2 separate regions of the Homo sapiens genome follow, and region 1 is linked to region 2. Evidence: chromatin contacts called from ENCODE Hi-C or POLR2A ChIA-PET data. All regions are on one chromosome and are shown on one strand. The core of a region is the stretch at or near the end of the contact, and the rest is flanking DNA. Distances in the headings are between cores, read along the strand shown.

Region 1 (6,354 bases), core at 985-3,484, 89 kb after region 2:
ACCCCAGCCGCCCTTGCCTGCCACCTCAAGCTCCCAGCCCTGACCACAGCTGCTCTCAGGAGCTGTCGCTGACCCAGACGCCCTGAATGTCCCGAAAGGCCAGGACAGGCCCCTGAGGACCCGGCGGGGGCAGGGGCAGGCGCTACCACACCCTGCCCTGAGTGGCCCGAGTCTAGGGGTCAGAGCCTAGGGTGGAGCTGGGGAGGGCAGCTGAGCAGGATGGCTGCCCAGAGCTGCCTGCACACACCCATGTGTGACGCACGCTCACACACACACAGTCACAAACCCCCACACATGCGCACAGTTCACCCGCACACCTGAACACACACGCGCATGTGTGCTCACTTGCCCACACGCTCACACGCACGCACACACAGCCACTCGCGCGCACTAACTCCCGGCTGCGGGGTGTGGGCCAGCCCTGGACTGTGGACTTCCAGGTGGAGCTTGCAGAAGCTCCAGGTGACCTGCGCCCTTTGTGTGTCTGACTCCCTCAGGTCACTGGAACACAAACCCCACACAGAAGACCACGGCCCAGCATGGAGCCCCTGGGGTCCACCCCCTCCACTTCCGCACACCTGGAAGCACTGCCCCACCTGCCCCTCCAACCACCTGGCCTCCCGCCCCCCCCCTCACCTGGCCTCCCGCCCCCTCCTCACCTGGCCTCCCGCCCCCTCCTCACCTGGCCTCCCGCCCCCCCCCTCACCTGGCCTCCCGCCCCCTCCTCACCTGGCCTCCCGCCCCCTCCTCACCTGGCCTCCCGCCCCCCCCTCACCTGGCCTCCCACCCCGTCCTCACCTGGCCTCCCGCACCCCCCTCACCTGGCCTCCCGCCCCCCCCTCACCTGGCCTCCCGCCCCCTCCTCACCTGGCCTCCCGCCCCCTCCTCTCCTGGCCTCCCGCCCCCTCCTCTCCTGGCCTCCCGTCCCCTCCTCTCCTGGTCTCCCGCCCCCCCCACCTGGCCTCCCGCCCCCCCTCACCTGGCCTCCAGCCCCCCCCACCTAGCCTCCCGCTCCCCCCCCCACCTGGCCTCCCACCCCCTCCTCACCTGGCCTCCTCCCCACTTCTCACCTGGGCGAGTTCTCAGGACTCAGGGTCTTTGCACCTGGGAGCTGACCAGCCTCCGGCCAGACCCCACCCCTGCACCCCTGCTCACTAACGAGGTCGTGGGTCTGCGCGTGACCCTGCTAACGAGGTCGTGGGTCTGCACGTAATAGAGGGGTCTCCACCATGGGCCCCTGCCCGACGGCCTCTTTACAGCCTCCCCTGCTTGTTGCTTGGGTCCCCCGGGAGCTAACCCTACACAGCCTGTGACTCACGCACACACACAGTGGGTGCCCAATCACTGATGAGAAACGCGGGATCTCAGGAGCGTGACCCTCCTCAGCCTGAGCTCCGGGCAGCTGTGGAAGCCAGGGCCAGGCCACACCAGCTGCTGTCTGGTTCCCCGCAGGGCACAGCAGGCAGGAAGTTTGCCCGGCAGCCGGCCCGCTCCCCTAACTAGGTCGTGTGTCTGGTTCCGGCACTTTGGAAACTGGGCAAGCTTCAAGCTTCGTTTCCCCCAAAGGCCCTGGAACGCTCCGACAGACCTTGTCACTGGCCACCGGGCCCCAGAAGTCCACCCTGGACCCTCTGTCCTCCCTGGGTCCCGGCAATGCAGCGTCCACCCCCGAGCTGTGACAAGGATGAGCCCAAGGCAGGGGCCGTGCCCTCTGACCCCCGTGCTCCAACTCCCGCAGGGACAGTCCTGGGCACTCCTGGGCGCCAGCGCATGGGGCCTGCAGGGAGGATCAAGCGGGATGCCCAGCCTGGACTTTGGGGTGCAGGAAGATGGAACCGGGGTCCCCACCTTCTTGGGCCTCCCTGAGCAGCCCAGAGCCCTGTCCCTCCCCTGTGCCTAGAGGGTGGCCTGTGCCAAAGCTCCCAGCAGCCTAGGACACGCACGGTTCCGACTCCACCGTCTCCCTCTCGGCCAGGTAGTTGTGGGGCACATAGCCCTGGGCCACGGCCCCACCCGCCTCGTCCAGCAGCGTGGCCCACCACCACTGCTCCTCCTTCCTGGCCACGTGGAAGACGTCCCCCGCGCGGAAGCTCAGCTCCTCGTCCGTCCGGGACTTGAAGTCCCAGAGGCCCACATACTTGGGGCCCAGGTGAGCCTGGTCCCGGGACACCATGGCGGGCGGGCGCAGCGGCAGGACCAGGCTGTGGCCCAGCTGGAGCACCCAGAGCTGGGCGTGGCAGGCGGGCCGTCCCACTTCCTCATGACAGGCCGGGAAGCAGCCACACCCAGCACCCACAGGCGCTCCAGAGCACCCCGGCTCCTCCTGAGGGCCCAGCCGGCCCCACAAGTCCTCAGGCCCACTGGGGCCCATCTGAGCACTTAGCGCCCGCACTATGGGAACCCACTGGGCAAGCACCGCCAGGGCCGGCCTGAGCGCAGGAGAGGGGGAGGAGGACCTCCCGGTTGGGGCTTCTTGGGGGTCCAACTTATGGACACTCAGGCACTCAGGGAAGCCAACGGCCCTCTGGGAACAAGCCTCGCAGCCTGAGGGCAGGAAGGTGAGGGCTGCAGGCGCTGCCTTCCCAACCCTCAGAGCTGCGGGGGCACAGGTGGGGGCCGCCTCTCTCCCCGCTTCCGGCAGCTTCCCCTCCACCCGTCGGTGCCCTCACCCAGCCCCAGACTCCACCCCTGAGCACAGGGCCCAATGTCAGGAGCTGCTGTGGGCAGGCGTCCTGAGAGCGGCCTCATGGGCAGGCCCGCCCTCGGGTAAGGGCCAAGCAGGGAAGAGGGAGTGGAATCAGGGCAGCGACAGCTGTGTGGGTCGGCCCGGAGGACTTCCCGGAAGAGGAGGGCCCGAGGGTTTTGGGGGATCCCCGGGGAGGCAGAGCCAGGGGCACCCACGGCTGAAGAAACGGGCACTGCCTTCCTCCACACGGACGCCAGGGGGCAGGCAAGGACCGTGAGTGCGGCCTGGAAGCGCCCATGGCGCTGGGGCCCAAGGCCACAGGTCCCTCCCAGGCAGCCCCTCCCGCCTCCAGCCTCTGCCTCCTCCTGTCCAGCCCGCAGGACCCCTGCCCCCTTCCAGCTGGCCTCCCTTCTCCCGACTCATGCCTGAGTGAGCCCTGCCGTGACCCCCACCTGCACCCGACGGCCGCCTGCCCCCCAGCCCCTGAGACTCGGGACACCCCCTCCCTGGAGGCCCCTCCCCGCCCCACCCTCCCACTGACCCTACTGTGTCCACCCGGGAGCTCCAACCCAGGGACCTGGACTGGCAGCCACAAGGGGGCAGGAAGGGGCGGGAAGGGAAATTCAAAGTCTGCAAGGGGTGGTAAGGAAAGTCCCTAAACTGCGTATTTCAACTTTTATTTTTATTGCAAAGAGAAATAATGGCACCTTCCACTCATTGTTTTGAGATTAAGAACAATAATCTGGATTATTTAACAGGCTCATAGATTTCTGGGCAGCCCAGCTCAGCGCTGACCAAGGTGGGGAGGGGCAGCGGGGTGCCGGCCTGGGCAGTGTCCCTCAGGCCCTCCCAGCTCTGTCTGGGGTCGGTTGGGGAGGATGCAGGGGGAGGGGTGGGGGGTGGGGAATGCGGAAGGAGGGTGCCGGGGCACCTGGCCGGGCAGCGTCCCTCAGAGCCCGGCCAGACTCTGGGCCCGTGAGTCTATGTCCAGGAAGCCTCGAGTATCCCTGAGTTCGGACGTGCAGGACTTTCAGTCTAAGCCACACCAGGAGGCAGGAACGTCCCCAGCCCCTCCCAGATACCCAGGAGCACCAAACCTGTTCAGCTGGTGGCTGGCGAGATGCCTAGGAGGGCACAGGTGCCACAGACACACCTGGTCCCCTTAATCCCAGTGGCGGCTGCAGAGAGCACAGAGGGCGAGGCCTTCTGTGCCAGAGGAGCCCCCAGGCTGCTGTGCTGGGGACCTGCCAGAACTGGAAGCTCAGCTCAAGGCCTCAGTGGGCCCAGGTACCAGAACCAGCCCCTCCCCTAGGTTCTCCCATGCAGATGGAGCTGGGCAGGTGGCCAGGGTCCCAAAGGCTCAGATAAAGCCTCTTGCCTCCACCATCTGCAGGGGTCCTGGTTCCTGCTGCTTCCCTCCGCTTGGCCTTGTTCCTCCGATGCACGGGCCCCAGGAAGCCCCCGCGCTGCCTCCGTTCTCGGAGCCTCCGAGTGGCCTCTTCCTTCCCCGGGGCCACCTGTCTCTGCACACGGGAGTCTCATCTCTTAGCTCCCTCCTGAGCCAGGCTTTGGCCGGGGCCTGTGGACGGCAGCCATCAGCACTTCGGCTCAGCAGGTACAGAGCTGACCCCAACTCTAGGGGACAAGGACTCAGTCAGGCCTGAACTTGTCTCCAAACTTTCTGTCCCCGAAAGCCTTCTGGGCACAGCTGCCAACCTGGGCTCCCAGGAGGGTGGGGGGCAGGGTCTCCGGGGGCCACAAACAGACCCCACCGGCCCCCTTGCTTCTTGACGTGTTTCACGAAGACCTGAGCAGAAGCTTCCCTGAGCCAGACGTGGGGAGACGAGGGCGGACCCTGCACATCCCTGCCCCCTCCTGCCTTGGTGACCCCCGAGGACTCACACCCAGAGGCTTCCTGAGCCACTTGCTGCCCAGCATACCATGGCATCTACCTCCGAGCCCCCAACCGACCCTGCCTGACCCTGCACAGGCAGAAGACTCCAAATCCCCCACGGCCCACCCTGAGGCCCCTGGAAATAGCCTCCAAGGGCAGCTCCCAGGTCACCAAGCCTCCCGGCCCACCCTTCCTGTGCCACCTGGAACCCACCCAGGGAGATGGAATCGGCAGCTCCTGCCAATGCCCTTGGGGCTCACGCTCTCTGGGCACCATGATGTCCTGGGCTGGGGGTCCGGGCGGCATGGGGGCCGCTCCAACCTGCATTTTCTAGCCACGTGGACCCGTACGCTCCAGCTCCTGGGTCTGGGTTTGGGGGGCTGAGCCTGTGTGTGATGTGCGCCTGTGTGCGTGTCTGAGTGGGTCAGTCCCGGCTTACTGAGTGCTGTGTGCGTGAGTGGGTTTGTGCACAGGCCGCCAGTGTGTCTGTGAGGGGCAGGTGACGGTGCCACCCCGTGCCTACATACCACACATCCAGTGGGGTCAACACCACGGTCTGCCTGGGAGTCAGCACTGGTCATTTCCACAAACCCAAGCTGGGACTAGGGAGAGAACTGGGCCTTTGGCTCTTCACCCTGGGAGGGAGTCCAGGGGACCCAGGCAGGAGACACACAGGGCTCAGGGTTCCTCACCCAGAGCCTCCGAGGCTTCTACCCACCCTCCTGTGCCGTTGTCTCTCTTGAGAGGCCAGGGACACGTGTCACACTGCACGGGGAACGTCAGCCCCAGCCCTCCGTCTGCACGAGTCACACTGCACGGGGAACGTCAGCCCCAGCCCTTCGTCTGCACGAGTCACACTGCATGGGGGACGTCAGCCCCAGCCCTCCGTCTGCACGAGTCACACTGCACGGGGGACGTCAGCCCCAGCCCTCCGTCTGCACGTCTGCCTGGTGCACGAACATGTGTGCACGCCAGGGCCTGAGGCCCACAGCCAGAGGCTCCTCGGTCCGGCAGACCGGCATCCCTTCGAGTTGGCGCTCTGCAGGGAGGAGGGGCTGGCCTGGCTGGAGCCCAGAGCGTTGGGTCACGTGAGGACTCAGGGGTGGCATCTGTGGATGGCGTGCAGCTTCTCCCGCAGCGTGGCGAAGGAGGGCCGTTCCTCGGGGCTGCTCCTCCAGCACTCCAGCATGAGCACGTAGACCTCCGCCGGGCAGGCAGCCGGGCGCGGCAGCCGGTACCCTCGCATGATCTGCTGCAGCGTCTCGTGGTTGGTCATCCCTGGGAGGCGCGGGGCAAGAGCTGCCTCGATTCTGCCTGGGGGTCCCTATGGAGGAGGCCTCCTGTAGCCCCCCATGTCATCTGCCTGCCCTTGGCCAGACCCTCCAACCCCTTGCCGACAGCGTCCAGGCCCGGGGCCAGTGACTCCTGGGCAGAGCCTGCATCCTCCCTCTGGCTGCCTGGGGACCCACCTTCATAGGGACACTGGCCATAGGTGAAAACCTCGTGCAGCAGGACGCCGAAGGACCAGACGTCTGACTTCTGGGAGAAGACACGATAATTGGCCGCCTCAGGCGCTGTCCACTTGACCGGGATCTTGGAGCTGCTGCTCGGGGAGTAGATGTCGTCCTGGGGGCGAGGGAAGGCCCCTGGTAGGGCAGGTGGACCGGGGTCCCCTCACCCACCCCCTCTGGGTCAGGGGCCCAGAGCCTCCGCTGACCTTGAGCAGCCGGGCCAGGCCGAAGTCAGCCACCTTGCAGGCCAGGCCGTCGTCCAC
Region 2 (5,617 bases), core at 1-2,500:
ATGGGAACAGCAAGGCCTGCCCATCAACTGCTACAAACACAGGAACAAGCAAAACCCCTGGGGCAGAAGGCACCGATCAGCCTTCCCCTCTCCTCACTCTCGGCCACCTCCTCCAGACCCCAACGCAGAGGGCTTCTCTCTGCCAGTTAAACCCGGAGCCAAGCAACAGGAGCTCCTCGGATCACCTTCTTTCCAGCCTCGTCCTGGCTGCCAGGAGGCTCCGTTTCTCCTTCCTCCCGGGTTGCAGGCACCTCCTCCCGCCAGTGACTTCCACCATGATTGCTCTTCCCATTCACGTCCCACGCGATTACCTCACTCACTGATCCTTCTTCAATTTCCCCTCAGATGCTCAAGTTCACACCCCACCAAAATTCCCCCAAATGCATGTGGGTATTTTTGTTTTTGTTTGTTTTGTTTTGTTTTGAGATACAGTTTCACTTGTCGCGCAGGCTGGAGTGCAATGGCGTGATCTTGGCTCGCTGCAACCTCCGCCTCCCGGGTTCAAGCAATTCTCCCGCCTCAGCCTCCAGAGTTGCTGGGATTACAGGCATGTGCCACCACACCAGGCTAATTTTTGTATTTTTTTAGTGGAGATGGGGTTTCATCACATTGGCCAGGCTAGTCTCGAACACCTGGGCTCAAGTGATGCTCCCGCCTCGGCCCCCCAAAGGGCTGGGATTACAGTCATGAGCTACCATGCTCGGCCCAAATGCGTGACTTTTTCTCAGCCCTGCATTCTCCTCTGATACAAGCGACTCTGCTACACTTGCTCCCTTGCCCACCCCAGGAAGCTGCAGACAGGAGGAGCCCGCTAGCCCCCGAAGACCCTGCCGCGGGAACCCGGCTTGTGGCTGCAACAAGGCCACCCACATAGAAGAGACATAGAAGATCTCCCAGCTCTTCCTGGGAGCAAAGCTGTGCAACCCAGAGCCTCAAGCTGCCGCTTTGGCAGGAAAGCCAACTCCCGCGTGCTGAAGTCACTGAATGCACACCAGAGAGAAACCCACTTCGCAGGAAGCAAATGCTTTGTCTCATTTACATTTTTCGCAGGTGTTCTGGGATGTGAAGGGGACGTGTCCAACGTCCAGGTCCTTCGTCACAGCCATAAAGGAGGCCATGCGTGGGACACGCCCTCATTCCAGGCAATGTGAGAGACGCCTTCACCTTGACCGTGTTGCTGCCTCTCGTTCCAACCGTGCTCAGAACCAGGAGCCGGCGGGGACGGAGCCACAGAGCAGCCGCTTCCCCGTGTCCGCGCCCCTGTACTGTCTTCACACTCGCCATCACCTTGCACACCCTGCGGCACCACACGACCGCCACGGAGCCTGTGGGGCCCTCCTGTGTCTCAAACCCGAGCCCTTCCCCGGCGCCCACATCCAGGTGGGTGTCAAGGGAGGGAGATTCCCCACACTCAGGATCTCCTTCCCTCTGTCCCCAAAGCAGTGCTGCAGTCCAGCCTGGGTTCCGGGCAGTGTCCCCGCTCCCCTCTCCCCACTCCCACAGAGGAAATATTCCCTGGATGCCCCGACCTGCAGGGCCGAGACTGGGCACAGGCACGGGCATCCTGGGGGAAGTCCCTCCAGCCCGGATACGCCCACCCCTGACCTGCTGGGCCGGGGCACTGGCCACAGGCATGGGCATCCTGGGGGGGAGTCTCTCCAGACTGGTCACGCCCCCTCATCATTGGAGCTTCGGAGCATCACAGCACCTGTCTAGACCCACCCCTCCTGTCTCAGCCTTGCAATTTCCTTTCCAGTCTGGGGGTGCAGGGATGCTCATGGGATCGAGGCTGGCCAACCACGGCCAGCGAGTGGTGGCCCCAGAATCTCTGCTGGAACTACCAGGAATAAGACACCCCCTTCCCACAAAGGTTGCCAACTAGGAGGAGGCAGGCCTGGGGCACTGGCAGGAGGACGGGTGGGCACAGGAAAACCTGCCTGAAGATGAGGTCATGAGGAAGGCAGCACAGAAGGATGGGAGAAGAGGCCTTAAGACACATAATGTGAGCACCTGGATCCAGCTGTGCCTGAAGCCCCTTGGACTTCCAGGTTATGTAAGCCCATTCCTTACAACCCTTTGCATTTGTTTTCTGCCCCTTGCAAATAAAAGACCATGACCTTTCACGCTATGAGCAGCTGACATCGGTGTGTCCCTGCTGCGAGCCCACGCCTGACTCCACCATGCTGTGGCCACATGCTACTCTGACCCACAGCTCCTCCCTGGGCAGACAAGCCACGCGGCTGTGACACAAGCTGCCACGGATCAAAAAGGAAAAAACAAGTCCTCGATGTGCGGAGCTATTTAGTGAGCACAGGTCAGCGTTGGCCGCAGTGCCTGGAGGGTCTGGAGGGTTTGGGGAGCAGAGGTCAGCATTGGCTGTGGTGCCTGGTGGGAAGAGGACCCCACTCTGCTCACGGCTTCACTGTCTTGTGGGAGAGCCCCTGGGGAGCACCGCAGAGAGAGGAGGGACTCACCAAAGGCCGAGCTCCACAGCCCGGGAGAAGAGGGAAAAGCCCCAGCGTCTGAGCTCCTGGGAGAAGAGGGAAGAGGGAAGCCCCAGTGTCTGCGGCCTGCAGGGAGACTTCTCAGACTTTTGGCCGCGGAGGCAGAAGGACAGGGCCAGGCCATCCGGGCACAAACCCGGGGCCCCCATCACCCCAGGCTCAGGCTCTGAGCCCCCAAACCAGGACCAGCCCACTGGGTGGTGGCAGCAATTGGAGCACGTAATTGGGCCCACATCTGACACACAGCACTCAGAGCAGACCCCGTCCCGCACCATCAGTGCCATCACCAGCACCCACACCCAGCACACAACCCTGCGCTGCCTGCGCCCCTGGAACCCGCCCGCCACCACACGAGCTCACTGCCTCTGCCCCTGCAGGCCCCTCACCCCGCCTCACCCCCTCCCTCACTTACAGGCCCCTCACCCCGCCTCACCCCGTCCCTCACTTACAGGCCCCTCACCTCCACCACCACTCCTCCCCCACCCCTCCCTCACCCAAAGGGACGAAGTGCCCCAAACCCTCTTCCCACTGCTCCGGAGGGACCTAGACGAAACCCTGGCTGCTCTTCCAGAGGTCACGGCCCAGCACACGTGCCGGACGAGGGCGGCCGCAGAGGCCCAGCAAGGCCACCACACATGAGGTCAGGGCTGGATCTCCCTCCCCAAGTGGCTTTAGGCTTCCAGGAATAAGGCAGCACTGATGCCTGCCCCCGCTCCCAGGGCCCTGGGGCTGCCCCAGGTGTGGGACGCTGTGGCTGCCCCATGCAAGGGCCAGGACTCCCTGAGGCAGCACTGGGCGCTGCAGTCACCCCTGGGGGCAGAGCCCCAGAAGACCTGCTGGGGGGTGGGGGAAGACTGCTGGGGGTGGGGGAAGACCTGCTGGGGGTGGGGGAAGCCAGGAGATCCCTAGCGCAGAGGTCACACAGGGTCAAGGTGGGGTCAAGGTTGAACAAGAGTGGCAGGCGCCCAGGTGAGAGCTGGCAGAGCAGCGTCTGTGGAGCCGAGGCTGCGGGGGCTTGGAAGCAGGGGAGGGCAGACCTGTGCAGAGAGCCCTTGGCATAACTAACTCCATCTTAGGAAAAGACTCCATTTTGTCTCACAGGGCACTCTACCAAGAAGGATAAGATGTCTGTTTAAAAACCAAAAAGCAAAAAAGAAGAAAACCTGGCCATGCATGGCGGCTCACGCATCAGCACTTCGGGAGGAGGCCGAGGCGGGCAGATCACTTGAGATCAGGAGTTCGAAACCAGCCTGGCCAATATGGTGAAACTCTGTCTCTACTAAAAATACAAAAATTAGCCAGGCATGGTGGCGCAGGTCTGTAATCCCAGCTACTTGGAAGGCTGAGGCAGAAGAATCGCTTGAACCCAGGAGGCGGAGGCTGCAGTGAGCCGAGACCATGCCACTGCACTCCAGCCTAGGCAATAGAGCAAGACTCTGTCCCAAAAAAAAAAAAAAAAGAAACAAACAAACAAAAAAATGAAGACCAAGTCCAACCAGATAAGGACACACACAAGCCAGTCCTCCGTGCTCAGTTCTCCCTGGAGGCCTCTGTCTTCACCGCCGCTGTCTCACAGTCACCTGCAGCAGCCCAGGCCAGGCCTCTGGGCTGGTATTAACCCTCTGTCTTGTGTCTTTTTCCTCATGATGTTAAACCTGGCTTTGGGTGGAAAGTGGAATTTGACCAGATGAGCACACGGCAATATACGGTCTGCAACACTGACCAACATGGAGTGGCCGTGACCGCAGCATGACCCAGAAGCTCTAGGGAGAACCTGCCTGCTTGGGGACTCCACGTAGCTCGTGGCTTTTGTGATTGAAACAGCATCAATAAAAGCCTGACCCTGTGGAAAGACACAAACCCGCGTGGACCTCGTGTCAAGCCCATCCTGTGTGCAAAGTGCCTCCAGGACCTGGGGACTTGGGCAAGCTCCCTTCAGCCAAGAACAAGAGGGTGGCCATGCTGTTCCAGGCTCGATTCACGACGGACACCCCCACGGCTTCCCTCTGCCCGGACCCAGTCATCTCCCCACTGAACACCCTCTGGATGTGGGGAGGCCAGCATGGCCCCCTGCAGCCCCCCTCCCACTCGCTGGAGACCCCCAAGTCCAGGCAGCCTGAGTCCTCTGGCCTGGGCAGGCGCAGTCCCCATAGCTCCACCTTCCGACTCCCCAGCAGCGGCCTCTGCTGCACGGCCCAGGGCGTCCAGGGCAGGGAAGGCGGGGCACAGGGTGGTCCTCCCAAGATCTGCCCCGGGAAGGACCACGGCCGTGCTTCAGAAGCACCCGGGACCACACAGTCTGAAGCAGAGGTGGAGGCTTCGGGCACAGGCGGCCCGGCCAAGGTCAGCCCCACCAACTGCCCATTCCAGCACCAGAGCCAACTGAGGCCTGGCACTGCTCAGCCACAGGCAGCGGCGGCAGAAACTGTGCCTGTGAAGGCTCTGGCCCAGCACCCAAACCAAAGATGAAGGCGCAGGGGCCAAAGCCACATTTTAAAGCGTCTCATGTGAAAACTGTCAGCATCTCTAGCGTGAGCCCAAGTTCAGATTCTACCCACGTACACCCCGAGGACGTCCCAGCTCCATGCCATTGAGAAGCTGTAATCCAGTGCCTGCCTCTGAGCTGAGGGCAGCAGGCTGGAAACTCAGCACGACTTCCATGTTGCGGTCTTGAGGAAAATCCTTTTTCTTCCGGAAACCTCAGTCTTTGCTCTCAAGGCCTCAGCTGCTGGGACGACGCCCACCCCCACGGCAGAGGGTCACTAGCTTCACTTGAAGTCCGCTGAGCTAAGTGTTCATGCCGAAAAACACCTGCACAGCAGCGTCGAGGCAGGTGCGTGGCCACCAGCCGGGCACCATGGCGCAGCTGCGTGTATACAGAGTGTATGCATACAGTGGGCATCACGGGCTGGGAGAGGACACAGGGGCCTCGGCCAGAGGCCTGGGACTGCAGCAGGAACGGGCTGATTCAGCGGTGCAGGCACAGAACACCCTGACTGATGCTGAAGGACAGTGGTGGGGAGAGCCAGGTCTCTCGCCGGCAGCTCGGCTCCAGGGCAGGTCCAGGCCACACACCTGCCCAGGACCCCACCAGCTGGCCTGCAGCCACAGAG

What was found. Hi-C counts contacts between places; a loop is a spot of excess contacts on that map. ChIA-PET counts read pairs that join two places held with the same protein, here RNA polymerase II (POLR2A). Pooled maps may share reads with other maps.
Region 1: a loop to region 2 is called in a map of MCF 10A, with 5 times the contacts of the local background. The contact joins the promoter of PTK6 here to the promoter of KCNQ2-AS1 in region 2. A Hi-C loop is called at or near these places in 11 of 168 maps with a recorded cell type or tissue (Calu3, MCF 10A, PC-3 and 6 more), 7 of 37 single-sample maps with no recorded cell type and 22 of 50 pooled maps. POLR2A ChIA-PET finds 5 or more read pairs at or near these places in 17 of 52 experiments (A549, BJ, Caco-2 and 13 more).

The regions. Positions count from the first base shown.
Region 1 is chr20:63,535,142-63,541,495 of GRCh38, forward strand. PTK6 (protein tyrosine kinase 6) reads right to left here and starts at 2,235. Exons shown (of 8, transcript NM_005975.4): 1 at 1,944-2,235. The coding sequence starts at 2,173. It overlaps SRMS (src-related kinase lacking C-terminal regulatory tyrosine and N-terminal myristylation sites), which reads right to left. Exons shown (of 8, transcript NM_080823.4): 6 at 6,298-6,354; 7 at 6,050-6,206; 8 at 3,348-5,858. The coding sequence ends at 5,677. RefSeq lists enhancers at 2,334-2,423, 4,842-5,011, silencers at 2,544-2,693, 3,024-3,293 and a cis regulatory region at 4,927.
Region 2 is chr20:63,447,191-63,452,807 of GRCh38, forward strand. It overlaps KCNQ2-AS1 (KCNQ2 antisense RNA 1), which reads left to right and starts at 1,251. Exons shown (of 3, transcript XR_007067714.1): 1 at 1,251-1,380; 2 at 1,871-2,002; 3 at 2,110-2,200. All of the region lies in intron 1 of KCNQ2 (potassium voltage-gated channel subfamily Q member 2), which reads right to left.